7 separate regions of the Mus musculus genome follow, and regions 1, 2, 3, 5, 6 and 7 are each linked to region 4. Evidence: chromatin loops called from intact Hi-C (ENCODE). Cell type or tissue: left cerebral cortex. All regions are shown on one strand. Region 1 holds the start of Lypla1 (lysophospholipase 1). Region 2 holds the start of Atp6v1h (ATPase, H+ transporting, lysosomal V1 subunit H). Region 3 holds the start of Tcea1 (transcription elongation factor A (SII) 1). Region 4 holds the start of Rgs20 (regulator of G-protein signaling 20). Region 5 has its middle 12 kb from the start of Atp6v1h. Region 6 overlaps Rgs20 (regulator of G-protein signaling 20). Region 7 overlaps Rgs20 (regulator of G-protein signaling 20).

What was found. A loop is a pair of places that touch in the nucleus more often than their neighbours do. Peaks named below come from ENCODE experiments on the same cell type or tissue, not always from the same donor. Only the 100,000 strongest peaks of a DNase experiment are listed, where the experiment ranks them.
Region 1: it touches region 4 in a loop (6-fold over the local background); 2 of 42 quality-filtered maps call a loop at or near these places.
Region 2: it touches region 4 in a loop (2.8-fold over the local background); 6 of 42 quality-filtered maps call a loop at or near these places.
Region 3: it touches region 4 in a loop (9-fold over the local background); 4 of 42 quality-filtered maps call a loop at or near these places.
Region 5: it touches region 4 in a loop (5-fold over the local background); 6 of 42 quality-filtered maps call a loop at or near these places.
Region 6: a loop joins it to region 4, with 2.6 times the contacts of the local background. A loop is called at or near these places in 4 of 42 quality-filtered maps.
Region 7: it touches region 4 in a loop (2.0-fold over the local background); 4 of 42 quality-filtered maps call a loop at or near these places.

The regions. Positions count from the first base shown.
Region 1 is chr1:4,806,042-4,810,041 of GRCm38, forward strand. Lypla1 (lysophospholipase 1) reads left to right here and starts at 1,782. Exons shown (of 9, transcript NM_008866.3): 1 at 1,782-1,941; 2 at 2,414-2,445. The coding sequence starts at 1,873. In left cerebral cortex, no CTCF peak of the experiment used is centred here; a DNase peak (open chromatin) is centred at 1,748; H3K4me3 peaks cover 1,486 bases; H3K27ac peaks cover 1,179 bases.
Region 2 is chr1:5,081,340-5,085,339 of GRCm38, forward strand. Atp6v1h (ATPase, H+ transporting, lysosomal V1 subunit H) reads left to right here and starts at 1,747. Exons shown (of 14, transcript NM_133826.5): 1 at 1,747-1,939; 2 at 3,078-3,224. The coding sequence starts at 3,112. In left cerebral cortex, a CTCF peak has its summit at 1,971; a DNase peak (open chromatin) is centred at 1,770; H3K4me3 peaks cover 2,000 bases; H3K27ac peaks cover 1,047 bases.
Region 3 is chr1:4,855,959-4,859,958 of GRCm38, forward strand. It overlaps Tcea1 (transcription elongation factor A (SII) 1), which reads left to right and starts at 1,736. Exons shown (of 10, transcript NM_011541.4): 1 at 1,736-2,018. The coding sequence starts at 1,956. In left cerebral cortex, no CTCF peak of the experiment used is centred here; DNase peaks (open chromatin) are centred at 1,713, 2,441 and 2,605; H3K4me3 peaks cover 2,259 bases; H3K27ac peaks cover 1,872 bases.
Region 4 is chr1:5,016,026-5,020,025 of GRCm38, forward strand. Rgs20 (regulator of G-protein signaling 20) reads right to left here and starts at 3,514. Exons shown (of 5, transcript NM_021374.5): 1 at 3,286-3,514. The coding sequence starts at 3,354. In left cerebral cortex, CTCF peaks have their summits at 2,035 (motif pointing right) and 3,575; DNase peaks (open chromatin) are centred at 2,027, 2,769 and 3,422; H3K4me3 peaks cover 2,304 bases; H3K27ac peaks cover 1,865 bases.
Region 5 is chr1:5,068,859-5,072,858 of GRCm38, forward strand. It overlaps a transcript of Rgs20 not described here. Among named protein-coding and RNA genes, the nearest start is that of Atp6v1h, 12 kb to the right of the region's middle. In left cerebral cortex, a CTCF peak has its summit at 1,570 (motif pointing left); DNase peaks (open chromatin) are centred at 1,571 and 2,535.
Region 6 is chr1:4,921,460-4,925,459 of GRCm38, forward strand. It overlaps Rgs20 (regulator of G-protein signaling 20), which reads right to left. Exons shown (of 5, transcript NM_021374.5): 2 at 2,388-2,530. Among named protein-coding and RNA genes, the nearest start is that of Gm16041, 47 kb to the right of the region's middle. In left cerebral cortex, no CTCF peak of the experiment used is centred here; a DNase peak (open chromatin) is centred at 1,749.
Region 7 is chr1:4,912,311-4,916,310 of GRCm38, forward strand. It overlaps Rgs20 (regulator of G-protein signaling 20), which reads right to left. Exons shown (of 5, transcript NM_021374.5): 4 at 4-238. Among named protein-coding and RNA genes, the nearest start is that of Gm16041, 57 kb to the right of the region's middle. In left cerebral cortex, a CTCF peak has its summit at 2,245 (motif pointing right); no DNase peak of the experiment used is centred here.

The DNA.
Region 1 (4,000 bases), 210 kb before region 4:
CAAATCAAAGGTCAATATGAACTGTTCTGTCTAAAATGGCTTGAGTTGGCGCTGACCACTGGGCAGCACTTCTTGCACCTGTGTATGAGCTTGTGTGTGTGTGTGTTTCTTATAAGCTGACAGAGAAAGATATTCGTAGTCATAGCGTCAGCCTCTAAAATCTGAGCTACAGCCCTGATCGATCAGTCTTAGGGTGTACATTCAATAATCCACCCCTGACTGACTGAGATTGGTGTTTGTGTAGTTTGTGGAAGACTCTTGGACTCTCAACAGTTTTCTATGGGTATACTGACCTAGTATGGGCTATACTGATGAATTTTCTTGTTGGTCACTTTACTCTTCTTTCTTTCTTTCTTTCTTTCTTTCTTTCTTTTCTTTTCTTTTTCTTTTCTTTTTTTTTTTTTTTTTGGCTTTTTGGTTTTTCGAGGCAGGGTTTCTCTGTGTAGCTCTGGCTGTCCTGGAACTCACTCTGTAGACCAGGCTGGCCTGGAACTCAGAAATCCACCTGCCTCTGCTGGAATTAAAAGCGTGCGCCACCACCACTGGGCTTACTTTTTCTTTTGTACAATCACATGATCTGAATAATTAACTATTTTTTTTCTAAATTTTATATTTACTTCATTCCCTTACCCAGGGAAGAAAGAAACCATTCAGAACAGAAGAAACAAGCTCATTGGAGGATGTAAAACTCCAGAAAAATTGCAGGAACTGGAGATTTTGAGATAGGAAAAGACACAGATGACAGGCACCCCAACTTGATGTATTCTTGTCCTCTCTAGTGAGATAATGGTAGCTCCTGGAATTCTACATATTTCATCATAGAGAAACTTACTTAACAGTGACTTGGATCATTTTATGTTCATAATGAGAGCTAAAGACAGTTGTGTTTTCTTTTAAAGTCACAAAGAAAAGACCTAACAGTTTGACTTAAATATAGTGGCATTGCTGGGTGTGGTGGCAAACACACTCAGGAGGTAGAGTTAGGAGTTTGAGGCCTGCCTGGTCTGCAATGTGAGTTCCAGGACAACCAAGGCTACACAGAGAAACCATGTATCGAAAAAGCAAAAAATATATAGAGGCATAAGCCTTGTGAATCACATTACTACCATTTTGGGGGAGGGTTATCAATTTAACATTTTTGAGAATGTTTAAACTTTTCAATATTTAAGGGCAAGACTGATTTAAAACCGTTTTGAATAAGACTCCAAAATCTCTCAGGACCTAGATTTTCCTGTGTAATTTAATTAAGTCTTTTAGTCTTTAAGTCTTAGTTCACAAACTCCTTTCCAGTCAAAACTGTATATTTGGTTTCCTCACTGAATTGCAGACTTCTGAAGGTCATGACATTTTGACCTTAAATGTTTGCCATGAACCGTTCCCCAGTTATACATACTATATATGCAATAAATTCAGCGCTGTGCAGAAGGGTGGCGATTTTGCCCCGTGTTCAAAACGGCTATATTTCAATGAATACCTGTCCTTTAGTTAATAACGTTGACCTGCCTGGGGAAGTGAAATCGGGAGTCACGCGTCAAGCGCGCAGGGGACCACAGCAAGAGCTCGCCCCGCCTAGCCGCGGTCCCAGCAGCGGTCCCTGCTACCTGCCGCTGGTCCAGGCACTGCGGGCGTGGATGGACAGCGAGAGGTTAGCAGCGGCCCGCACTGCTCCAGCGCGGTGCGGGAAGGCTCACTATGACGCGCACGCGCGGCCGAATCGGGGCGCGAGCTCGGGGCCGAACGCGAGGAACAGTGCAGGGCGGCGCGGGGGCGCGCACGCGCCTGAGCGCGCGCCCGGAGGGGCGGGCTGGGACTTTCGGCTGCCGGGAGCCCGAGTTCCCTTCCGCTTCCGACGCACTGTCCGCCAGCCGGTGGATGTGCGGCAACAACATGTCCGCTCCGATGCCCGCCGTTGTGCCGGCCGCCCGGAAGGCCACCGCCGCGGTGAGTGGCGGCGCCCGGGCCTGGGGCACCAGCGAGACCCAGGCCGCCGCGCGTGGATGCGTCCGCGCCGCCCCGCGGGCTCTCCGGGGTCGGGCGGGGAATCGGAGCCGGCGGGGCGCCGCCTGCCTGCCTAGCACTCTCACCCCCACCCCTGAAGCAAATTCCGAGGTCCAGTGCTGAAACAGCCGACCTGCAGCGGGAGTGTCTGTCCTGCCGCAGGAGCTCAGATTAACTTTTGCTCCCGGAAACTTTTGTGATGAAAAAAATTCGACTTTCGTGACTTGACTTTAGAGACAGCTGTCTTTTATCCGACTGTGTGAGACCTCTGAGTGCTAAAACGAAGGGGTATAGAAATTAAATAGCTTGTGGAATAGTGTTCTGTTGTAAGTTTTTAGGTCCTTCATTGGGTTTTATAACTTAACAAAATCTGTAACAGTCCAGTGTGTGCTTATTTTGTCTTATTCTCTTTTAGGTTATTTTCCTTCACGGATTGGGAGATACAGGGTAGGTGCCATTGTTAGTACCTAAGGAGATGGGGTCGTGCAGCTACTTACTGGTCAAAGGGTTGTATGCTGAAGAAGGCTGACATTGTAGGAACAAGTATTTTCTCAAGGAGATCAGCTTTTCTGCTTACAAACACCCACAATTTCCCCCTTATCTTGAGTTTCTCGTCTTTGAGATTGTCTCTGGAACATGTTAAAATTGTTAACTGCTCTTTGGATGTGAATTGGATACCAGAGGAGTGGAATGTTTGCAAAGGCAGTGTGCAGTTTTGGAGCAGGTTGAGAAAGACCGGTTGATTCTGTTGAGAGAAATAGCAATAACATGAAGCATAAGTCCCAGATCAGAGTGCAGATGATCCCTTAAAAGAGAAAAATCAAAGAAGGTGGGGCCACAGCTCAAAGATTAATTTGGTGGCTTATCAAACCCATTTTGCTTTTGTGGTTCTGGAGAAGAAACTTGAGGTCAGTGTGTGCCGTGTGGACACTTCACCAGTCCCTGACCGGACTATGCAGCACTAACTTTAGCTTAGGATTTTCTGTTATTAATCCTTGGGTTGCCTTCTGTTTAATTGAGTGATTATCTGGCTGAAACTTGTGTTGTATAAGATTGTCAAACTTTTACAATGAAACTGGGGAGATGGTTTAATGGTTCAGGGCATAGGCTGCACTTAACCAGCCTGCGGGTTCAGTTCCAAGCACCCACTTAGTGGCTTCCAGCTCGCTGTAACTCCAGTCTCAACAGATCTGACCCCTTTTCTGGGCTCCACAGGAGTCGCATATATGTGGTGTATAGGCATACATGCAGGCAAAGCATTTGTACACATAAAATAAATATAAAGGTTAAATTTTTAGAACTTGATTTTATTTTTTTTTTTGTTTGTTTGTTTGTTTGTTTTTTTTTTTTTTTTGGTTTTTCGAGACAGGGTTTCTCTGTGTAGCCCTGGCTGTCCTGGAACTCACTTTGTAGACCAGGCTGGCCTCGAACTCAGAAATCCGCCTGCCTCTGCCTCCCGAGTGCTGGGATTAAAGGCGTGCGCCATCACGCCTGGCAGAACTTGATTTTAAAAAAGTAAATTTTTATAAAATAGCCAAGACATTAAGTGATTTTTTTCAGTGAGTTATTAACGCCCGTTGCTAAATACTCAGGAGGTTGAGACAGGCAGTTTTCTTGACCCCCTAGAGTTTGAGACTGATGGGGCAACAGTGAGATCTTGCTTATGAATGAATGAATGAATGGAGACATTGGACTAGACTAATTGTCCCTTTCAGGTACTAACCATATCTCACTCACTTTCCTAACTTTGGAGATTATGCCAGGTAATATGGTATTAGGTGATGGCTAGGTTTTGTTTTGTTTTGTTTTTAACTACATTTGTTTTGTGTGTGTGTGTGTGTGTGTGTGTGTGTGTGTGTGTGTGGACACTTTAGAGGAGTTCGTTTTCTCCTCCCATCACATGGGTCCCCGGGGATTGAATTCATTGAATTCAGGTTTAATTGAGTGATTATCTGGCTGAAACTTGTGTTATATAAGACTGTCAAACTTTTACAATGAAACT
Region 2 (4,000 bases), 65 kb after region 4:
ATTTTCAACAATTGGTGCTGGCACAACTGGTTGTTATCATGTAGAAGAATGCGAATAGATCCATACTTATCTCCTTGTACTAAGGTCAAATCTAAATGGATCAAAGAACTTCACATAAAACCAGAGAGACTGAAACTTATAGAGGAGAAAGTGGGGAAAAGCCTTGAAGATATGGGCACAGGGGAAAAACAGAACAGCAATGGCTTGTGCTGTAAGATTGAGAATTGACAAATGGGACCTAATGAAACTCCAAAGTTTCTGCAAGGCAAAAGACACCGTCAATAAGACAAAGAGACCACCAACAGATTGGGAAAGGATCTTTACCTATCCTAAATCAGATAGGGGACTAATATCCAACATATATAAAGAACTTAAGAAGGTGGACTTCAGAAAATCAAATAACCCCATTAAAAAATGGGGCTCAGAGCTGAACAAAGAATTCTCACCTGAGGAATACCGAATGGCAGAGAAGCACCTGAAAAAATGTTCAACATCCTTAATCATCAGGGAAATGCAAATCAAAACAACCCTGAGATTCCACCTCACACCAGTCAGAATGGCTAAGATCAAAAATTCAGATGACAGCAGATGCTGTCGTGGATGTGGAGAAAGAGGAACACTCCTCCATTGTTGGTGGGATTGCAGGCTTGTACAACCACTCTGGAGATCAGTCTGGTGGTTCCTCAGAAAATTGGACATAGTACTACCGGAGGATCCAGCAATACCTCTCCTGGGCATATATCCAGAAGATGCCCCAACTGGTAAGAAGGACACATGCTCCACCATGTTCATAGCAGCCTTATTTATAATAGCCAGAAGCTGGAAAGAACCCAGATGCCCCTCAACAGAGGAATGGATACAGAAAATGTGGTACATCTACACAATGGAGCTAAAGGGATCTGCAACCCTATAGGTGGATCAACATTATGAACTAACCAATATCCCGGAGCTCTTGACTCTAGCTGCATATGTATCAAAAGATGGCCTAGTCGGCCATCACTGCAAAGAGAGGCCCATATAAAGGCAAACTTTATATGCCCCAGTACAGGGGAACGCCAGGGCCAAAAAGTGGGAGAGGGTGGGTAAGGGAGTGGGGGGGGGGAGGGTATGGGGGACTTTTGGGATAGCACTGGAAATGTAAATGAGGAAAATACCTAATAAAAATATTAAAAATTAAAAGATTGCCCAGCCAACTATAAAAGGGGCTGCTTGGGACCTCCTCTCTCTCTTAAGCTCTCACCTTTCTTACTCCTCTCTAGCCCTCCTTCTCTCCCTTCCCCCTCTCTCCACTTGGCTATGGCCGGCCCCTCTCTTTCTTTTATCTTCTCTTTTTCTCTTTATCTTCCTACAATAAAGCTCTAAATTCATAGACTGTCTCTGTTCATCATATAAGCCTAGAGAAAAATGAAGTTAGGTAAACAATGAATAACTTTTTCTGAGACATGTATTACTGGTGGGTCTACATATACTTATACCATGGGTCTATGATTCATTTCTCAGTCTGAGTCTTATGCTTAAAATCGGAGTATGAATGCCTGGCCCGCTGAGATGTTTAATTCAAACAAACCCAAACCACTCAAAGGTCATAAACCAAGCTTCTTCAAAGATTTTTGGCTTTTTGGCACCAGTGGCCTGCAGGGTGGCGAGCTCTGCCAGTTTGAAGTGACCAAGTTAAGTGGCCTGGGAAAGGCCATTTGGTGCGCGGTCCAGCAGTTTTGGGCGCTCTCGGCTTCCGCCCTCAGCTGCGGTCACGTGCGGCTGCTCACGTGCCAGACGCTGCTGTCACTTCGTAGCTGTTCCGGCTTCCTCTGAGTGAGGCTCGCAACGTCTCCCACGGAGTCGCCTTCGTTCTGCTCTGGGTCTCCCGTGGCCACTGAGACCTCGGAGCTCGACCGGCGCCTGCCCGCCCGTGCGGCCCTCACTCCCCGAGGCTATCCAGGTGAGGCCGCCTGGGGTCCCTCCCCGGCTCCGGAGAGCCGACTGGTTTCCCTGCCGGCCGCGCCAGGGTCTGCGGAGCCGCAGGGCCTTCCTCCCCTCGGAGGGAAGCAGAGAGCGCGGGGGTGGGCAGGCCTGGGCCGGGCCGGGCCGGGCCGGGAGAGCCGCGGGGGTCGGGCCGCCCGGGAAGGCTGCGCTGTGCCTTTGGTGCCAGCCTTGCCCGGATGGAGCCGGTTTTACCTGGGACCCGCAGTCTGCGCCGACCTTGCTTGTTCAGGCAGCGAGTTCCCACAAAGAGAAATCTAAGTTCCACACTGACTAAGCACTTCGGCAACGCGGAATAGAATTTGGGTATGATTTTATTTTTAAACCTCCTTTTGCTCGTAGGTAAGAACGTACGTTTTGGGAATGGTTTTTGCATCGTAGTAGAATGAGATGTAACTTATCTATTACGTTGAGGACTGGGAATTTTTTTTTTTTTTTTTAGTAGCACATTATTGTATATTTTTCTTGTCAGAATAGACTCCTATTGTTGGTTGGACATACGTTGTTTCAGAAATTTCTTTCAATATTGATTTTGGAAATGTTTGTCAATTTCTGTTTGAAAAGAAGGTCCTGGTATACCACACCTCTTAGTGTATTTTATTTTGAATCAGTAATTTTAAAGAAAGGAATTAATATAGTGTCTTTGCAAATCGAAGCATAATAGATGCCCATAAATACCATAATTGACCCTTTTTTAATTTTATTTTTTGTAGAAGAGATTAGAACGTGATTGAATAGATTTAAAGTAGTGGACTTCTGGGTTATTTTTAATGTATTCTAAGCACTGGGTATGATTGCACTAAGGTGGTCAAAGAGATTGGCTTAATATTCAGTTTAGTTCTGATTTTGCTGTCAGTCTCTTAAGTGGTCATTTTAAACGTCTCAGTGTTTATTGAGGCTAAGAATTAAAAACTCTTCCCTGGAAAAAGAACAAGTCAATAGAAAGCCTTTTATGGGGTGGTAGACAGAATTTGAAATACGGTAATGCTTTTCAGACCTAGGATATTTAATATTCAAGCTAAGTGAAATCAATATGGTTATATTAATACTTGTAGTTCAAAAAATTAAATGGCTGCTATCCTGTTTTTATCTTGAAGGTCTGTGGGAAACATTCAAAGTCATAAAGTTTAGATGACCAAGATGGACATTCGAGGTGCTGTGGATGCTGCTGTCCCAACTAACATCATTGCGGCCAAGGCTGCTGAAGTTCGTGCCAACAAAGTGAACTGGCAGTCTTATCTTCAGTGCGTACTGGTTTGTTGTGAGTCATGGATGTCATGTGCTTTTCCATCAGGCTTTTTCATGGTCATGCTTCTATGAGAGAAATACTGGAAAAATGCTAATAAATTAATTTTAACATTTCCTTCTCTCCATAGCTAGCTGTCTTAGGGAGTGTGACAGATATGGTAGGAACCACTTGGGAAAATAGAACAGTTCATAGCAGTTATTTTATTTTATACTGTGTGTATGACTGTTTTTGCCTGCATGTATGTATGTGTGGCACCTGAATGCGAGTGCCCTCAGAGCTGAGAAGAGGGTCTCAGATACCCTGGAACTGGAGTAACAGATGATTGTATACACCATGTGTGTTCTGCATGCCATGCCTTTGCAAATCAGAGAATAACCTATGGGAGGACTGGTTCTCTGGCACTGGGGATGAAAGTGAGGTTGTCAGGCTTGAGTGGCAGGTGCATTCACCCTCCCCCCACCCCCCCACCATTTCGTCAGCCCGCATTTATTCTTAGTAATATTTCATCATTTTATTTCATATGACTTTATTTTGGCATATTTATAACTGGGTTACTGAGGGTCAGATTTGAATATGCACATTGAAAAATCAGTTAAGAAATCTGTTGCTTATTTTTTGTCTTGCCTATACAAAGGTTATATAGAATAGCATTTCAAAAGGAACTCATAGTATCAAAACAGACCTTTATTGTTAGCTATGATGATAGGAAGATAGGCTTATGAGTGTACAAAAAAGGGTAGCTGATTCCACCATCAGAAGATCCTTCAATTG
Region 3 (4,000 bases), 160 kb before region 4:
TTGGAAGGGATGGCTGGATATGTGGGTGAGGTCTAGTGATCCTCCAGGCCTACCTCTATGAACTTCAACAGTCAACAAGCTCTATGATGAACTTCCCAAGCAGGCACAACTGAGCTCAGAGTAATAACAGCTCTTCCGCTCTATGTTCCTGATGATAAATGATGGAAAGCTTGGAAACTGTCAGGGGTCATAATGTACAGCACGTGTGGTTCTGTAAACACCTCGTACTTGAAATCAGTTAAACTGGATATGGTGGTGCTCGCCTGCAATCCTAGCAGGATTTTATGGATAACTTGGGCTTCATAGATAACTAAGGCAAGCATAGGCTACAAAAGACCCTGTCTAAAAACAAAAAGCTAAAATGGTAAACTTTGTTTCTCTTACAACACTTAAAACTTAACTTGAGGCTGGGGAGATGGCTAAGTGGACAGGAGTACTTGTTTTCCAAGCATGAGTGCCTGGGGTTCTGAGATGGAATTCCCAGCACCTGCAGAAAAAAGCTGGGCATAGATGTGCATTCCTGCAACCACAATGCTTGGGAGTCTAAGAGAGGCCGATTGGGGAATTTGCTGGCCAGTCAGCCTAGCTGACTTCAAACTTCTAATTCAGGGAGAGACCCTGTCTCAAGGCAGTGGAGACCAGATAGATATCTTGAACCATAAAGGGCTTTATCTTAGTATAGAGAGAATCTTAAGTGGTAAATTTTGGTTAATGGTAATTAACTTTGAAATGCTGTTATGCATAGTGTGAATTGGTAGTAAATGGTTTAACTGGACACAGACCCACTTTCTCATCTGCAAATGAGAAAATGTTGTCCCCTCTTTTTTTTTTTTTTTTTTTTTTTTTTCCGGTTTTTCGAGACAGGGTTTCTCTGTGTAGCTCTGGCTGTCCTGGAACTCACTTTGTAGACCAGACTGGCCTCGAACTCAGAAATCCGCCTGCCTCTGCCTCCCAAGTGCTGAGATCAAAGGCGTGGGGCACCACTGCCTGGTGATTGTCTCCTCTTTATTACCTCACAAGGAAATTGAAGGAAAAGGACAAAGAAAATAAATGAAAAGCATGAGTTATGGGTGAAAAATGGTACTGAACCATTTACTTTCAATAGAAACTGATTAGTCAAAGTGGAATTCACTGTTACCCTGGGGAGCTATACTTTATTTGATCTTAAGTTTAAAGTGTGAAAATGCACATTAGTTATATGCCACGGCCTTCTATCATGCTTGGTGACAAATGTTTAATTTGACACGACATGTGTTTTAGTTAACTTTTTTCATTGGAAAGAAGATATTTTGAGTCTTAAAAGTCTGTAATGTTCATTGGCTCCTGATTTATTAACTTTCAACACATGGAACAAAGTAAAAACAATCCCAGACACTATACATGTCATTTTTTTACCGTGGCTTTTTTTAAGTCACAATTCTCAAGGCCGTCGTCTTTTTAGTCGGTTTTCATCAGCAGGCTAGATGGTTTGAATATCTGAGTCCAAGAGTGAGCCTCAGTGCTCATGCGCTTTAAGCCCTCGGCAATGCCTGTCCTGCGTCCCAGAGAACGCTCTGCCGGAGGGGTTTCGATGGAACTCGTAGCAACCTACCGCCTACTGCCTGATCCCTCTGGCGTGAAAGCCGGACTCCGTCCAACTCCAGCTCGCCAGCAACGCGAGTCCGGATAGGGCCGGAAGTTCCAGACTGCTGGGGGCGGGAATAGATTAAAAGAACAGCGCACGCCTGAGCGAGCCACTTCTACTTTCCAGTCTCCTGCGATCGATTCGTAGTGCCTGTGTGGCGCGCGCGGTGCTTGACTGGCACGGCCTAGGGGGCGGAGCGCTTATCCCTGCCGCCGCGGGCCGGGTCTGTGAGGAAGGCCTAGGCCAGCGGCTTCGCGGCTTGTCCAACGTCCGCGCAGCTTCTCTCGCTTCCCGTCCGCTGTGGCCGGGCGAGGGGAGGCCTTCCGGAGCCATGGAGGACGAGGTGGTTCGCATTGCCAAGAAGATGGACAAAATGGTGCAGAAAAAGAATGCGGTAAGCGGGCGGGCCCGGGGCAGGCCGCGGCCGAGTCCGCGACACCGGCCCACGCGGAGTCAGTCAGGGCCGGGCCGGGCCGGGCCGCGCCGCGCGCCCTCCGGGCTTTCAGGTCCGTGCTGCCCACGGCCGCAGTGAGCCCAGGACTGAAGCCCTCGACGCTGGGCTGAGAGAATGTACGGTGGCCGCCGCCGGTTACCCCAGAGCGGCTTCGCTGGGTGCCGCGGTCAGTTGCAGACGGGCCGTAAAGTGTGTTTATCCCAGCTCTGCCTTACACCCACTTGGTAATCACAAACAGAAAATACGCCGCCCCTTGGCAAGTCGGCCTGCGTGCGATGTGCCGGGCAGCCGGCTGCTGCTGCTCCGCGGGTATGGTGCTGAGGCTGCAGCGGGACGGATGACATCCTCTGTTCCTTGATTGGTCTGTGTGGATGTGTCCCTCGGTGTGTACCACTTTCCATCCCTTTGCTTCCACACTTGACCTCTCCAGCCAGCTTCACTTGAATCTCTTCTTCCAGACGCAGCAGGTTTGCATTATCAAAACACCAGAGACTTTTGCCATTTGTGAAGTAAAAGCCGTGCAGAGATGCTAAACGTTTGTGCAGTGAGTGCTTTAGAGTTACGCGCCTCTGCAGAATTCTTTTTATGAGTCAAGAAACTGAGTCAGAGCTAAAGTGCTGTCGCTTAAATACTGTGTAGTTTTGCTTGAGCTAGGAGCTCGCTGACTTTCCACTCGCTGCCAGCTTAGGATTTAGTGTTAATACCAAATAATGTAAGACTTTCAGACGCCCCCGGTTCCTCTTTCTTAAACAGGTGTGTTGACCCGCATTTAATTTCATGCCCCGTTAATCCGTATGTACGATTTTGGTCCTTTCAAATATTTCCTGTTTGTTTTCTGTTCCAGATATTAGCCTGTGTTGTTTTTCTTTCTTACTGATTGAGCTATTTCATTACTTGATGCAGGTGATGAGTTCTGGTTATATGATAGGTTAAACATTTTTTTTTTTTTTAAATTGGGAAACCTCTCTCTGGCTGAAGGTTCCCAGATTGCCACAGAGGAAACTCGCAAGAAGAAAAAAGTCATTAACTTCGTAACTTATTTTCCCAAATACATCAAGACAGACTTCAAGTCATTCTCAAATCTGATTTCTGGTAGTGCAAAACCATAACTAAGATGAAAATTTGTCTTGAAAAAGAAGACAAAGCTGTTTTTTTTTTTAATTGCTTTTTCTTTCATTTTCCAGTCCTGAAATTCAAACAGGCTGATGAAATGCAAAGAAAGATCAAAATGATACTCAATAAATTCTTGGGCCAGGCATTGGTGCTGCACGCCTTTAATCCCAGCATTTGGGAGGCAGAGGTAGGCGGATTTCTGAGTTCGAGGCCAGCCTGGTCTACAGAGTGAGTTCCAGGACAGCCAGGACTATACAGAGTCTCAAAAAAAAAAAAAAAAAAAAAAAAAAAAAAACCGCCCAACCAAACAAACAAAAAAATCTAAAATTTAAAAACCTGTGTGTGGGTGTGTGTGTGTACACAACTAGGTCAGAGGACAACTTGAGGATTTCTTTGTGTTGCCCTTGCTCTCCTGGAACTTGCTCTGTATATTAGGCTAGCCTCAAACTCAAATCCTTCTTCCTCTGCTTCCTGAGTGCTGGCATTATTGGCCTAGCACTGAACTCACTTGTTAAGCCTTTACCTATTGAACCATTTCTTGGACTCCCCTCCTCCCCCAAACACTCTCTCTCTCTCTCTTTTTGAGACTGCATGTCATAATGTCCTGCTTAACTAGGACCTTACTCTGTAGACCAGGCTGGCCTTAAACTCCCAGAGATCTGGCTCCTGAGTGCTGAGATTAAAGTCTTCAGGCCACTGCCATGCCCACCCCCAATCCCTATTTTTTCTTTTTTTTGTTTTTGTTTTAAATATGGCATCTTGCTATGTAGCCCAGTCTGACCTGGAACTCTTGTGATTCTCCTTACGTA
Region 4 (4,000 bases):
ATTCAAGTAAGATATACAGTAAGATTTTAAGAACTGGAATGTGACATCCCTAGCTAAGTTCCTTTATTCAAATAGGCAAGATTTTCTATTTAACTTGCCAGTCCATAAAATTTGAAAGAATAAAAATCACCTGTGTGATTTTAAAAAGCTTTCCTAGAAGGCCTTCTCATGGGAATGACCTTCAGGCAAGCAGGAAAGAGATTTTTAAAATGTAAGAGAAGCTTGAAAATGATTTCTAATATAAAATTTCTCAAAGGTATTAGTAGAATATGCAACTGAATGCACCCCCTCATGGGACCTTAATTCTCTGCTAGTCCTAACACCTTTGTGGTCATGTCTTTATAATGCCAAGTACCATGGCAACGAAACCTTGTGTTTCTCAGTGTTGAAGCTAACACATACTGTATATTTCATCCTTCTATGCATATCCTAGCCTCACGGCTGTGAAAGGGATCACAGATTCTCAGTGTAGTTTGTCAGAGCTATGAGGAAAGAGCCAGAATTCTAGTCTTCCTTCAGCCGCTCACTAGTTGAAATCCTAAACTCTCTGAATGTTTCCTCATTTGTAAAATGAAGAAGGTCGAAGAAGTAATCATAATCATCCTATATTTTATATGATAGATAGCTTTTGGGGTGAATTGTTTAGTATTCTTCAAAATGTTTCTTAAATAAAAGATCAAATACCTCACTTCAGTATTTATATTGGCTATTTTATAAATGCCATGATTTAATGTGTAATTCTTTAAATGTATATTTGGTCAACAAAAGGAACTCTTTTCCTGATTGTCTGAGACAAGGTCTCATGTAGCCTAGCCTGGCTCTGAATTTGCTATGTGAGGGAGAATGGCTTGAGCTTCCGATCCTCTTGTGTGTTGGGATTACCTTCATGGACACAACAGAAGTTTACACAGCGCTGGGGCTGGAACCTGGGGCTTTGTGCATTTAGACAAGTGCTCTATCAACTGAAATATATATCTAGCCCCCATAAACCCAACTCTTTAAAGCACTTAATCATTACTATTGGGATCTTGTTTGTTTGCTTGGTTGTTTTTGTGTGTGGTGTATTGGAGGGGTGGTGAAGACATGGTTCACAAGGAGGTCAGAGGACAGGTTTGTGCAGTCAGTTCTTTCCTTCCACATTTACATGTGCTTTTGGGTGCCTGGATTTAAATTTAGGTCCTCAGGCTTGCACACTAAGTGCTTTACCTGTTGTAACATCTCACCAAATCCAACTCTTTTTAAAGAGAAAAGTTCTCTTCAAATTATGTTAGATGCTTATATGCAAATATCTCTTATTTATCCACAAAGGGTCCAGGGATAGAGAAATGAATTGTATTTAAATTTAGGAATTGAGAGAAAACATTTACTGCTTCATGCTTTTGATACCAAAACCCTTTTTAGTGTGTAAACATATTGTTTATAGCATATGAAAACAGGCATCATGCTATTGATCTTTATATTCCTTTTTTTTTTTTGAGAAAGAATGACAATATGTAGCTCACTTGATCTCAAGTTCTATATTTTCCTTCCCTAGCCTTGGGAGAGCTGGGGCTAGTGATGCATCCATACTTATATGTTCATAATGTCTTTAGATTTTGAACTCCACTAGGCCCATGTTGCATCAATATAATAACAGTAGGAACAGATTTTTTATTTACAAATTTTATATCTATGCATGAGTGCCTGCATATATGTGGGAACACTACAAGTATGCCAAGTGCCTGCTGAAGCAAGAAGAGGAGACTGGATCCCCTAGAACTAAGGCTACAGGTTGTTGAGAGTACATTCGTTTAACCCATGAGCCGTCTGTCTGTTCAACGATTTGACTAGTTTTTACATAGCACGAGCCCAGAAATTGTGCTGTATTAACCTGCAGTGGCGAGTGGGCGCCAAGGCCATTCAGCCAGCTATCTGGCTGTGAAGTCTTGGAAACCCACAAGAGGGTGGCCTAGAACACAGTCTCTGGAGAGGATTTCCTTTCCAGCACTCTCAGGACAGAAACCCTCCTGCACCACCACTTTCTTCACGCTGTGGCTCTGTTCTCCACCTGAGGGCGCAGAGGCAGCAGTTGCTATGGCCAGAACCCCCTTGCCCGCTTTAGCCCCACGTCCATCAGCAGTTGTGTGAGTGTGGCTAGCTAGCTCTTCTTGCCCAGGTTTTGCTTGCTGCTTATGGACTCGAGGAAGATCCTGACCCAGCCCAGCCCCAGAGAGCCCACCTCTCCCGCGCTCCACCTTCACACCTTCAGACCTGCGCGGTCGCAGCGCCTGTACCCTCCCCAACGCCCACCTTCGGTCGCCCACTCCCTAAGTGTGGAAATCCTTCAGCGCATTGAAACGTCTCCCCAAACACCCACCCCACCCCCGCGTGTGCCGCTTCCGAGGCCTCTCCCTTACCCACTCCCCTGAAGCAGTAGGTGGGGTTAGCCACAGATCTCCGAAAGAGCACACCCTTGTCCCAGGGAGCTGTCTCCCTTTAGGCTCCTTGCCAGCCCAGTTTCCCCAAGTCTGAGGGCACCATCATACAAAGACCCGACTCCCCATCGCTCACCTCCGCGCAGCCTCTCTGCTTCCTACCCGAACCTTCAGTCGCTGCAGCCTCGGCACGTCCTCGGGTTCCAACCTCCCGAGCCCCCCGAGTGTGGGAAATCTAGCTCCCAGGCCCGATAAGGACAATCCCCACCCTCTCTCCCTTAAGTGACTGTTCGGTCTACTCAGTTGTCTGGTGTTGCTGCCCGCAGCGCTCCGGGCGCGGTCTGAGCGCCTACTTGAAGCTCAGCTCCGCCAGCCGGCCTGTGATGCGCTTCTCTGAAAGGGAGGTAGTGCGTTCCGGGAGTGTCACCTCCTCAACCTGCGCTCAAATTGCCCGCCCCGGGTCCTCAGACCGAGGCGCATCCTTCCCCCAACTGAGAGAGAGCCGAGACTCTTCCACTCGCTTGGGCTCTCCCAAATGCTTGGCATGTCTGATGTGCACTTTAGACCTTAATGGCATTTTTCGTCCCTCGCTGAGTCTCAGAGTCCGGACCACCTGCTTGGTGGGTCTGATAATAACCGATCACAATGGTTCGGAGCCTTCCCTCAGACAATGAGATGTTCCGAACTCACAACCCACTCGCCTCAACTGACTAACCCTAAGGGCGATGACCAGCCAGGGATTGCACCACCGGGCAAGGAGAGACTGGCGTCCCAGGTTCCTCGAGCTCCTTCTACTGCCAGGTCCAGGGCTTCGGGGGGGGGGGGGGGCAGGGAGTCAGAGAGGAAGACGAGGAGGACGCCAGGTACTTACCAGGCCAGGGTCCGCTGGGCTAGCCGAAGGGGAAGCTCTGGCCCTCGGGCCTCCGTTGGCCGTGCGCATGCGTCCAGAGTGTGCCTTAGTTTTCTTACACTAGTCAGAGCGGTTCCTACTCCGCCCGCGCTGGCTCTCTGCCACCCGCCCTTTCCTGCGTTTCTGGGTCTAAGCTCCGGAGCTCTTCTCTCTTCCTCCTCCTTTCCCTTCTCTGACTCCTCTCCGCCCCGGCGCTCGCTCGCTTTCCTGGGGCAGGGCAATCCCCTGGCTCGCCTCCTTCTGGCGGCAGCACGCAGCACTCGGAGGCTGGGGGTACTCCCTAGTCCCAAATCGGGCGAGCGGAGCCCCGGTCCTGGCTCCTCTCTTATAATCGCAACGAAATAATGGGTGCGGCGGGAGCGAGCTTTGAGGGTGCCTGTAAGGCCCTTTCTCTTTATCCCCTGGCCTTAGCTTGCGGGGGACGCCGTGGGGTGGGGGCGATCCAGAGTTTGTGAATGAGTACTGGGGCCTTGTGAATGAAGAGATGCTTGGGGGTACGGGGAAAGGTCGCGAGAGGAGCTGGTGCTTTGTACCCCGGGTCTCGCGCCTGTGAACTGCCCGCCCCTGCTGGACAATCCCCACTGAACCCTTTGACCTCAGCGCCACTAACATCCGCCCCCAACTCTCTTTGTATAGCCTTTCTAAGAGATCTGTTCTCCCACTCTAAACAGTGGTC
Region 5 (4,000 bases), 53 kb after region 4:
CTACACAGTGAAACGCTGAGAACATCGGGAATGAGCAGCTAATCAGATACAGCTCTGTACTTAGTGGAAGACAGCGATTGGAGTGGCAGAGTGCATGATCTGCTCACAAACATCAGAAAATTAAAATTATTTCTACAGAAAAAGACTCACAATAAATGCATTTTCATTTTCTTTTAACCTTTCTTCTGCTTGTGCCAATTAGATGAAATAACATCAAAGGACAGGTCTAGAGAATTAAATGCAGAGTCTACCACATAATGATCATTATCAGGAGATGTGCTGTGGCTGAGGAACAACTGCAGTCCCCAGTGCTAGCTAACTTACTTGGGCAAGTTTTCTGGTTTTGCATCATTTATTTCTGAGTTTTGCCAATTACTTCTTTAACACAGACACAAGTCCATGCCTCTCCATACCAGTAACCTTTTAAGAGATGCTTCTATTAATAGATAAGAGGATTTGCTGTCTTACTCTGTACATTCTGAAAATAAATATACAACACTGAATAGGAGAAATGTCACTCTGGAAAGTAAAATTGACTAATGGCAGAAACTCACACTTGGGAAACTCACTTTAGGAAGCTATATATTTTAAAATAGCATCTCTTAGGTCTTTAATATTCATGTTCCTATAGAAGTTTATCATTATTTTATAGCAATATTTTTAGAAAGAAGTCTATATTTTCTTCCACAATTATTTAGCATAAAATATTTACATCAGAGAAAAACATTCAAGAATTAATAGCAATAGCTAAAGAAACTAAGTATGTAGGTTTTCTGCTTTTTAAAAACATATCACCTAAAACCAAACAGCCAGCACTATGGGAGTGTAGCTCAGTGACTAAGTGCCTGCTTAGCATGCCTGAAACCAAGACTCTAGTCTCAAGCACAAAAGCATAATAAATAAACAAACCACACAACCACTAAAAACAAAGCACACACTCAAAAAGCAATGGTGAAACACAGCTGTTTAGAATGGAGAAAACTGGATTCCAGGGAGTTTTCAAATTTTTAGGTTTCCTGTAAATTATTCCAAAAGTATTCTTAATAAATCATCAATAATCTACCATGATACAACTGGCTACTGCCTTAATATTCTTCACAGATTAATCCTTTCCCTGCCAAAGACAGTGGGTCTTGTGAAGATCATCTTACCTTGACACCAGTCACGGCTTGGGATCCCTCTTTATCTTCTGTGTCTTGGTCAATACTGGGATTATAATCTTTCTCTGCTCTGAAGAGGGGCAGCAACTGTGCCTGTGCAGCCTGCCTGGTAAGATGCTCTTCTAGGTACCCTTGGTTTTCTTGGGAAAGGCTGGGCATGCTTTCCTAACAAATGCCCCACAGGAATAGTGTCATCTGGTTTTACCAATACCTGTAGATCCTCTCTTTTCTTTGGCTCTCTAATGCTGGCCCATGTCTGAGTCTGCTGTGGACCTTCTTGCAAAGTTACTCAAAGCAAAGCCAAAGGCTGATCCCTTCTGTGGATCAGTAGTGGCTTATCCACCTATCTTAACGGTCTGTTCCAGCTAGATCTGCTTACTGAGTGAGTATGCCAAGACTGCCCTCTGAAGGTGAGTAAAGAAAGTTTCTTCTTTGTGAGTCACTCGGCTGTAGCCCTGTGTCTCAAGTTAGAACAAGCTTCAGGAATGACAAATGAATGTGTAGTGAAAGCCATATGAGGGGACCTTTGAGGCAGCTCCCCATCTGTTCATGGTACCCTTCTGATTTTGCCTCATGCCTTTGTGCCTTTATGAAATCGAACCCCCAGAGCTCCGTGAAACAATGCTGGAGTTGTGCCCACAGGGAGGGAAGCACTCAAGATTTAGACTAGGAAGCAAGTAGGCCTAAGTTGCTGACTGTGGATAACTCCTGGAGAACAGCAGGCAATGAACTGACTGTATTCTGCCTGTGTCCAAAGAATTTGGCCAAATTAGTTAGTCCTTGACTCCTGGCCATGTTATAGTATCAGCCACATGTAGGATGGGTCTTCCCATTTCAATTAACCCAATTTAGAATGTCTGTCTCAGACATACCAAGGGGTTCATCTATGTGATTCTAAATCATGTCAGACTAATAATGTCACCATTGTACTTTTCTTGTCTGCAACTCTAAGTAAGCTACTCATTTCTTTCCTCTCAAAACTGCATTTTTAAAAAAAGATTTATTTATTTATTATATGTAAGTACACTGTAGCTGTCTTCAGATACTCCAGAAGAGGGTATCAGATTTCATTACGGATGGTTGTGAGCCACCATGTTTGCTGGGATTTGAACTTGGGACCTCCGGAAGAGCAGTCGGCACTCTTAACCACTGAGCCATCCCGCCAGCCCCCACTGCATGTTTTTTATGTCCTGCTCTTCTTGTTTTCGGTTGTTGTGGACGTAAAGACATGCAGTGAACAGTAACCCAGCTTTTGCTCAAACATACAATATTATATATACATGCTTTTATGTGATAGTCATATAACAGGCAAGGCTTGAATTCAAACTGAGTTATGAAAGAAACTTCATGTGGGTGGCTCAGAGGAACATTTAGAAATATAAGAACATCTCTTCTAATCTCAGCCTATTTCATAGTCAACCCACAGGCCATAACTGCTAAGTTATTAATGGAAGTTGTAGGAAGAAAGGATTTCCATATTTGGTTTTTCAGGTGTTTGCTTCAAATCTCCATCCTCTCCTCAGACAGTTTTGACATCTCATGACTGAAGGGACCCTTTTACCATGTAGTGCTCCCCTCTGGACCCTGGGTTAGGCACAGACCACCCACAAATACCAGTCTCCAAGTACAAAAACAAATGCAAAGAGATCCTTTATTAAGCAAGGCAAAGAGTGGCCGAATCTGAATCTCACAGAAACAGCAGCAAATAACTTTACCGGTTTTGATTTGAAGAGGGAAAAGGGGAGGTCTGTGTTAGAATGAGTTAGGACATGTTGGTAAGTTCTTATGGGTTAGTCAAAATAATGAATTTTGATTCCTGGAGCTTGATATTTTGTTAGTTGGGTCTTGATGATCAGTTTTAGGAGTGAGCCACTGGTCAATTAAGGGAATGGGCACTGTGGGCTGCTTTAGGAATGTGATCTAATGGTTGAGCTAAGTGAGAAAGATAAAAGGCAAAACCTGTCATTGCTGTTTGCCATGCTCAGGCCGGTGTTTGCCATGCTCAGGCCGGTGTTTGCCATGCTCAGGCCGGTGTTTGCCATGCTCAGGCCGGTGTTTGCCATGCTCAGGCCGGTGTTTGCCATGCTCAGGCCGGTGTTTGCCATGCTCAGGCCGGTGTTTGCCATGCTCAGGCCGGTGTTTGCCATGCTCTGGCCGGTGTTTGCCATGCTCAGGCCGGTGTTTGCCATGCTCAGGCCGGTGTTTGCCATGCTCAGGCCGGTGTTTGCCATGCTCAGGCCGGTGTTTGCCATGCTCAGGCCGGTGTTTGCCATGCTCAGGCCGGTGTTTGTTTGCCATGCTCAGGCCGGTGTTTGCCATGCTCAGGCCGGTGTTTGCCATGCTTAGGCCGGTGTTTGTTTGCCATGCTCAGGCCGGTGTTTGCCATGCTCAGGCCGGTGTTTGCCATGCTCAGGCCGGTGTTTGCCATGCTCAGGCCGGTGTTTGCCATGCTCAGGCCGGTGTTTGCCATGCTCAGGCCGGTGTTTGCCATGCTCAGGCCGGTGTTTGCCATGCTCAGGCCGGTGTTTGCCATGCTCAGGCCGGTGTTTGCCATGCTCAGGCCGGTGTTTGCCATGCTCAGGCCGGTGTTTGCCATGCTCAGGCCGGTGTTTGCCATGCTCAGGCCGGTGTTTGTTTGCCATGCTCAGGCCGGTGTTTGCCATGCTCAGGCCGGTGTTTGCCATGCTCAGGCCGGTGTTTGTTTGCCATGCTCAGGCCGGTGTTTGCCATGCTCAGGCCGGTGTTTGCCATGCTCAGGCCGGTGTTTGCCATGCTCAGGCCGGTGTTTGCCATGCTCAGGCCGGTGTTTGCCATGCTCAGGCCGGTGTTTGCCATGCTCA
Region 6 (4,000 bases), 95 kb before region 4:
TCTAGCCCCAGAGAATTTTTTTTTTCATTATGGCTATTGTTTTTATTTTAAGAAAATAACTCTTTTCTATTGTAGGAGCCAAAGGGGCAAGAACACCACAAGAAACCCCACAAAATCAACTAATCTGGGCCAATAGGAGCTCACAGAATCTGAACCTACAGTCAGGAGCCTGTGAAAGAAAATTAAAATTCAAGGTCCATGACTCATGCGGCTTGCTAGTTAGGAGGGCTTTTTGGGCCTAGAGCAAAGAACAAAGGCTGTTGCTGTCAAGTCATTCCAGGAACTGACTAGCCATAAAAGATAGGGAAGACATACCAGGACATCCGGACTGGCCACGCGCCTCCCTATCTCCTGCCCTTCTGACATGGGTTAAATGTTAACTAGATGCTCTGCTGTTACCTCCATCTGCACGTACAATTTGCTGATGTTTAAACTGTCCAATTGTGTGAAGCTGCGCCAATTCTTCCCCTACCCCCACTCTTTTCCTATATAAACCCCTAACTTTTGAGCCTCGTGGTTGACACCTCTGTCTTCTGCGTGAGATATGTGTCGGCCTGGAGGTCTGTCATTAAACTACCTTGTGTGTTTGCATCAAGACGGTCTCTCGTGATTCTTTGGGTGTGCACTATCTCGTGACTCGGGTGGGGGTATCCCCACGGAGGTCTTTCACCTGCATGGGGCGGACCTAGGCCCTCTGCACATATGTTATGGCTGTGTAGCATGGCCTTCTTGTAGGACTCAGTGAAGCAGGGGCTGTCTCTGACTCTTTTGCTTGCTTTTGGGACTCTTGTCCTCTTGCTGGGTCATCTTATTTAGTGTGATATGCCATGATTGTTTGATATCCATGGGAGGGCTGCCCTTTTCTGAATGGAAATGGAGGTGAGGGCCAGAGAGGACTAGAAGGAAAGGAGGGAAAGAGCTGCAGTTTGGATATAATATGAGGGAGGGAGGGAGGGAGGGAGGGAGGGAGGGAGGGAGGGGGAGAGAGAGAGAGAGAGAGAGAGAGAGAGAGAGAGAGAGAGAGAGAGAGAGAATCCTTTTCAGTATCAAAGTGTTGCATTTTCTTCTCGGCCTTTAAACCACTTGGAATTTATCTTGAGTCTTAAGTTATTTGGTTTCCAAGCTGAGGACTTGAGAGGCTGGAGACTTGGCTCAGTGGTTCAGAGCACAGCTGCTCTTCCAGTGGACTTGGGTTTAATTGCCAGCAACCACACAGCAGGTCACACCTGTCTGTAGCTCCAATTCCAGAGATCTGGAACCTTCAGACATACATGCAGGCAAAACACCAATGCTCATAAAATAAAAAATAAATAAATAAGATGAGGACTTGATATGTTGCCCAAGGCTAGCCTCCATCTCTTGAATTCAGGGGCTCAGTCAAACCTCCTGCCTCAGCCTTCCAAGTAGCTGGGATAATAATTTTATACACCCTGTCTAGCCTTTCTTTTCATTTCAAGGTAGATTTGTATATAATACACATATAATGAATATACATATATATCTTCTATATTTGGATACCAGTGGGTGAAGGCTCTTATTCTGGAACCTTAGTTTGATCCCTGGAACCCATGTAACTGTGGAAGGAGAGAATCAACACCAGGGGTTTTTTTCTGACTTCTACACATGGGCTATGCCACACAAGCCCACATGCACACATCACATGTGAGCGACGCAACCTACATACAGTAAGGACCATGATAGACTTGAAATTTCTAAGTGATACCAAGTTTGGCTGGCACTAAGCCTAAGCTTACACTCAAGCCTGTGTGTCTCTCACATCCATCCTTCTGGATTTCTCTTTACTAAGCAAAGCGGACTATATGTTTTCAAAATTTCTGTCTCTATTTTAAGTACATAGTTTGTCATTTATCTTTATCAAAAACCAAAATTAGCAACGTGAAAGCAAAAGCTGTTAAAAATCTAGGCTTCAAAGCCCTTATTTCAAAGATCCATCTTTAATCCTCCACAACGACATTAGATAAAATAAGGCCTTTTTAGCCATCTATGCAGTGTTTCTACCCAAATGTTAACATATGCTCATAACTGTTTTACATGTTCTCTAGTTGTTAATCTATGCTAGCCTTGTGTGAAGTGTGGATAACTTTCTCAACAATTCGATGTAGCCATTTGCTACATGTATATGTACTGATGTCTTTTGCAGGCACCCAGTAGCTGTTTAAAGCATATTTTCAGGCCAAACATGGCACGTGCTTTTAATATGTGGGGAATAAAGACTTAGTGTGGGGGAATCTGTATCAGGAGTTCAATGTCCTCTTTGACCACAAACAAAAGTTCTGAGAGCAGCCTAGGCTTGCTGGATGTATCATAACAGGCTGCACTCAAAGGCCCTCCCAAGCAGCACCTGAGTCAAAGGCTGCCAAGTTTACCAAGAACAGGTGCAGCAGCAGCACCAACAGAAGCAGCAGGCGTTGGAGCCCCGGCCACCCTGCTGGCTTGGGGCAGGGCCCTGGGTCTCACTTCCGCCGCACATCTGCCGCATCCGCATTTCCGTCCGCTCAGATCCCTCAGGCTGCAAAAGAAAACGACTAGTTAGACCCGAATGTAGTGCTCTTGTGTCTTAAACCCAGGGTTTCGTCTGTTTGGCTCACAGAGAAGACACAGCGTGATAACACCCAGTCCATTTTTGCAAACTGGTGAAAAGTGCTTTGACTCTGATGATACTTTATTCACCAGAGTTAATGGAACAGGGTGTGAAGTTCCAGGAACAAAATGGAGAACAGGCTTGCCTTAGGTAGTTTACTAAGGGAGAAAATGAGTATACAAAGGTCACCGCTAAGTTATGACCACAGAAGCGTTTCCCAGCCTTCAGGATCTCTCTGGACTGAACCACAGCAGCGAAGTTACAAGGAACAGTACAACCACACTGCCCAGGAGTCTGAGCATAGAGATGGATGGATATAATCTATGCCAAAATGATCAGCCACAGCCACACTAAACAGGTCCCCTCAAGAACTCTCAGAGGAGGTGGTGGTATGTGGCTCAGGTCTACAGCCAGATCCAGGCATCCTATTAGCTTATTCTGCAGGTATGTGGTGTTTGATAAAAACTCTACCTTTCTTCCATCAGAGTAGCACTAAGAACACTGCTTACTATGTAGCAATTGCTTAGTATTTCCCAGGAAGCCAGACCTAGAGCCAGCCTGGGCCTGGATAGTCCTTCGAGAGACCGGTCCAAAGCCATCTAAAAGATTTATGACATTCAGCCTGGGCTTTCTTGTTGAAGATTAGAAGTGCAAGGGACATGTGGGCATGCAAGCAGCACAAAAAAGGAGAACTGTGCTTTTGATAACTATCATTCCATTCTTTTCTTTCTTTTTTTTTTTTTTTTTGGTTTTTTGAGACTGGGTTTCTCTGTGTAGCTCCTGGAACTCACTTTGTAGACCAGGCTGGCCTCGAACTCAGAAATCTGCCTGTCTTTGCCTCCCGAGTGCTGGGATTAAAGGCGTGTGCCACCACCACCCGGCCTATCATTCCATTCTTGATGGCACTAATTGAAAGCTAACGCACACACACACATACATACACACACACACACACCTTAAATAGGACTTTAGAATTAAGTACTAGATTTGTTTATTCCTTTGAGTGTGATATCCTATGTGCAATTGGATTCATTCATTCATTCATTCATAAATAAGGTCTTGCTATGTTGGTCAGGCTGGCCCTGAACTCATGTGCTTCTCCTGCTTAAGCCTTATTTATGAAGAATGGCATCTGGGTTTCTTTTAAATAGCTTAGCATGTAAGCTTTAGGATAGCAAAAGAGAACTAGCAAACAGCTTCCTGACCCTTTATGTTCACAACACCCAGATGCTGCTCCATAATACCTTAGGCTAGACTAAGCAGGTCAAGGTTCGCAGCCCGTGTAGCCTTCTGTGTCAGAGGAAGAGGCAGAGATATTTGCCAATTCTCTATCATGTTCTATGGGCACTACTGAGAGATGGCTTCCAGACAGAAAGATTCTCAAATGTCCCCGGGATA
Region 7 (4,000 bases), 100 kb before region 4:
CACCTCTTTAGGAGAGAGAATAGAAATATAGTCCTCATAGATTATCCTTGCTTTCTCCTCAATAGTGCTTTTATTAGCTTCCCTTTTCAGTTCTTCACAGGCCATCCAGAAGAGCATGTTTTCTTCACTGAATTCTGTTCGAAGAAATTCCCGGAATGCATTTCTTCCGGCTGGAGTGACCATCAGGTTATCAAAAGACTGGGCCCAGGCACAGACTTCTTCCAGAGTAGGCGTGGGGCTGAGCAGTTGTCAAACGAAAAGGAAGAAAGCAAAGATGTTACTAGTGGTGATCCAGCTTTTGTCACATAGCTTTCCATCTCTGATATAAAACACTCAAACATTTGGCTCTTTGGGAAGGGAGAGCACCGTTTTTACTTCCTTGAGCCTTTGTCAAAACACAAGATAGATGCCTGCAAATGGCTTTGCTGCTAATGGCTCTGCTGCTGTTAAAGGCATGAGGCACCACAGTCACCACACTGACTTTTTGACCAACCTTATGGCCATACTTTGTTTACATCTGGGCACATCTGACAATACCTTTTTTTTTTTTTTCCTGAGGCAGGGTTTCTCTGTGTTGCCCTGACTGTCCTGGAACTCACTCTGTAGACCAGGCTGGCCTCGAATTCAGAAATCTGCCTGCTTCTGCCTCCCAAGTGCTGGGATTAAAGGCATGTGCCACCACTGCCCGGGTCATGACAATATCTTTAAACTACAGAAATGAAAAATCCTTTAACCACTTGACAAAAACTTCTCAATTATTCTTGACAGAGCTAAGTCACACTTCACACAGGTCTACCAGAATATGTAATGTCCACTAGATATTCCTCAAGGTTCATGTAATATTTGCAAGAGAGAAAATAATATACATGATATAAATCCAAGTCATGAGGGATGGTGACGAAATGATCAGCTAGGAATGTGTCCTTGGCTAGAACATCATTCATGAAGGGATGTTACTCATCCTGAGACAAGACTTGACCTTGGGCTTACTGTCTTTGATTTTGTTTTAACTGTGCTGAGATCAGAAAAAGCCTAAACAATAGTGATCCTAATATTTTGTCTTTTCACAGTTCCATATGTGTATGTTTCCCTGAAGAATATATTATGTGGCTTTAAAGGTTTTTTTTTTTTGCTTTTTATTTTTTTGTTTTTTATAAAATGACCAATCCATTGTCTTCTGTGACTTGCTTTTTCCTCCTCATTAAGTCTCTGAGATTTACCTGCTCTGTGAGTAGGACTCCAGTCTCACTCTCTGCTTTTGTACAGATTTTGGTATCGCTGGTAACGGGAGCCTCTTTAGATATCATATAGACGAGGAACAATATACTTTTGAACTGCTTTGTGGAAGTGGTCTGTAAAATCTCACAGGTACAATGTTGATTCTGAATACAATGTTATCTGGTTGAATTGTGTCACCTAAAAGCAGTCTAAACACCAAGAGTATAACCTTATTTAGAAATAGTTCTTTGGGCTGGAGAGATGGCTTAGTGTTCAAGAGCACTGACTTCTCTTCCAGAAGACCTGGGTTTGATTCCCAGTATCTACATGGTGGTTTATAACCATCCATAACTCCACTTCAAGAGGATCCAACACCCTCTCTGGCCTGCTGGAGCACCAGGCACTCATGTGGTGCACAAACATGCAGGCAAAACATCTATCTGTTTATCTAAAAATAAATTATTAAAAATAAAAAAAAAAGAAATGGGTTGACGACACTCTGGATCTTGGATTTTTGGTCTTGGAACTGTGATATAAAATTTTTCTGATGTTTTAGGGTACCCATGTTTTTAATGATAATTAATTTAGAAAGTTAGTGTAGGGGCTGGTGAGATGGCTCAGTGGGTAAGAGCACCCAACTGCTCTTCCGAAGGTCCGGAGTTCAAATCCCAGCAACCACATGGTAGCTCACAACCATCTTGTAACGAGATCTGACTCCCTCTTCTGGAGTGTCTGAAGACAGCTACAGTGTACTTACATATAATAAATGAATAAAAAGAAAGAAAGAAAGAAAGAAAGAAAGAAAGAAAGAAAGAAAGAAAGAAAGAAAGAAAGAAAGTTAGTGTAGAACAGAGGGTCGTGGCAGACTCTGGTCAGACTGTCTGAGTTAAGAGTGAGGAACATTATTTCTCCAGTGCCATAGTAGTCCTGACAAAGCACAAGTTACAATCTAAAAAGGGGACTCTTCTAGGTGAGCAGAGCTTGCCAAGGCTTTGCTCCTTCCCTCTTGCCTGTTGCTCCTGGCAAGAGGATAGTCAGCAGAAGGCAGCACTGAGCCTCACAGTTTGGAGGCTGTGGACCAAGTACTTAATCCCTCTTAAATACTGAGAAGCAATGTTGTTGTGTTTTATAAAACAGCTTTGAAATGTGGCAGGAGGGAACACCTCAGCGGGGGCCTTGCCAAGGTATTCCCCTCAACAATCAAGCCATGTGACAGGCCTAGTACAAAAGGAAGTTTACTGGGGGAAGGGCACCAGGAAGCAGAGCAGGGAACTGGAAAAGGGTAGAGGCAAAGGAAGGGGCACAGAGGACAGAAAGAGAGAAGAGAGAGAGAGAGAAAGAGGGGAAGACGCTTGCTAGGGGCGTGTGGAGGAGGAGGAGAAGGAGGGAGAGGGAGAGGGAGGGAGGGAGAGAGAGAGAGAGAGAGAGAGAGAGAGAGAGAGAGAGAGAGAGAGAGAGAGAGAGAGAGCAAGAGAGAGATCTCATACCCGTGCAAGCCAGGCTCACAACTGGCTGTTGTTAGGTAACTGTTGGGTGGAGTGTAGAGAAACTGCTTACAAATGTAATGTTATGTTTACTAAAGAATTACAACAAATAGAGTCACATGTGGTGAATGCAACTAAGTATGAGAAACTAATATTTCAGCCTATAACATCAAGTGCATGTCAGTGCATTGTACCTGGTACCTGAGCAGATTGACAGCAAGTACAACCAAGTGTATGAATACCTAGTACCTGAGTAGATCTTCAGTCAGAGAAAAGACTATTATAAGCCTGGGGCTATGACTCCACAGAGAAGCACCTGCTTAGCCTTGTGAGCATCTGCACCAAGAAGCAGGTATTTTATCACTTTCTGTTTATTAATTGGATGTGACTTAGAACAAAGCCAGGCCAAACTACACTGGACATGAGAGCCCTGTTACAAGTGTCTTGCTTCCCTTGATTGGCTTAGCTACAAAAACTATTATTAACCCTGCTTTACACATACACAAAATGAAGATAGAATGTGGCCATTATTAATCAAAGGCTGAAGGTTGAGATATAGCCTTTTGCACCTTGTCCGTGGCACAGAATACAGTGCCCTGGGATCTGTGAGACACCTGCTACTTCTGAGAAAGTCATATACTATGGAAAGTGGGCAGGGGGTGTTGCTGTATCTCCCAGACTTTGAAAACCTGGGCAAATACACATAAGGGAAAGATGGAAGGAAATTTACATAACCTGAATGGGCTATTACTCTATCTGCAAAACTAAACCAGTTAACATATAAAACTATTTGAACAAACCTATTTGGATATTTGTTAATGTGTATAGTTATAAAGGTATAATATCAAGAACAGGAATAAAGGAGCTAGAGAGATAACTCCTCACTTAGTAGCACTGGCTGCATTTGCACACTAGAGATTGATTCCAAGCACACACGTGGTGGCTCACAACTTTCTGTAATTCCAGTATCAGAGAACCCAACATCCCTTTTTAGTATCCACAGGCATCAGGCATGCACATAGTGTACATACATACATACAAGCAAAACACTCATATTGAAAGGAAATAAAACTGTGATTCATGTAATGTATGTCAAATAGCCCAAAGAGTTGTTTCTGAGCTTTGAAACCTGGGGCTGAGAACATAGCAGAACAGACCAGGGCATGCCCGGGCAGGCCCATCACCTCCCTATCTCCCACCCCTCTGACCTAAGTTAAATGTTACAGGCTGCTGATGTTTAAATGGACCAATCATGTGAAACCGCGCCAATTCCTCCCCAAGCCCCACTCCTTTTCTAT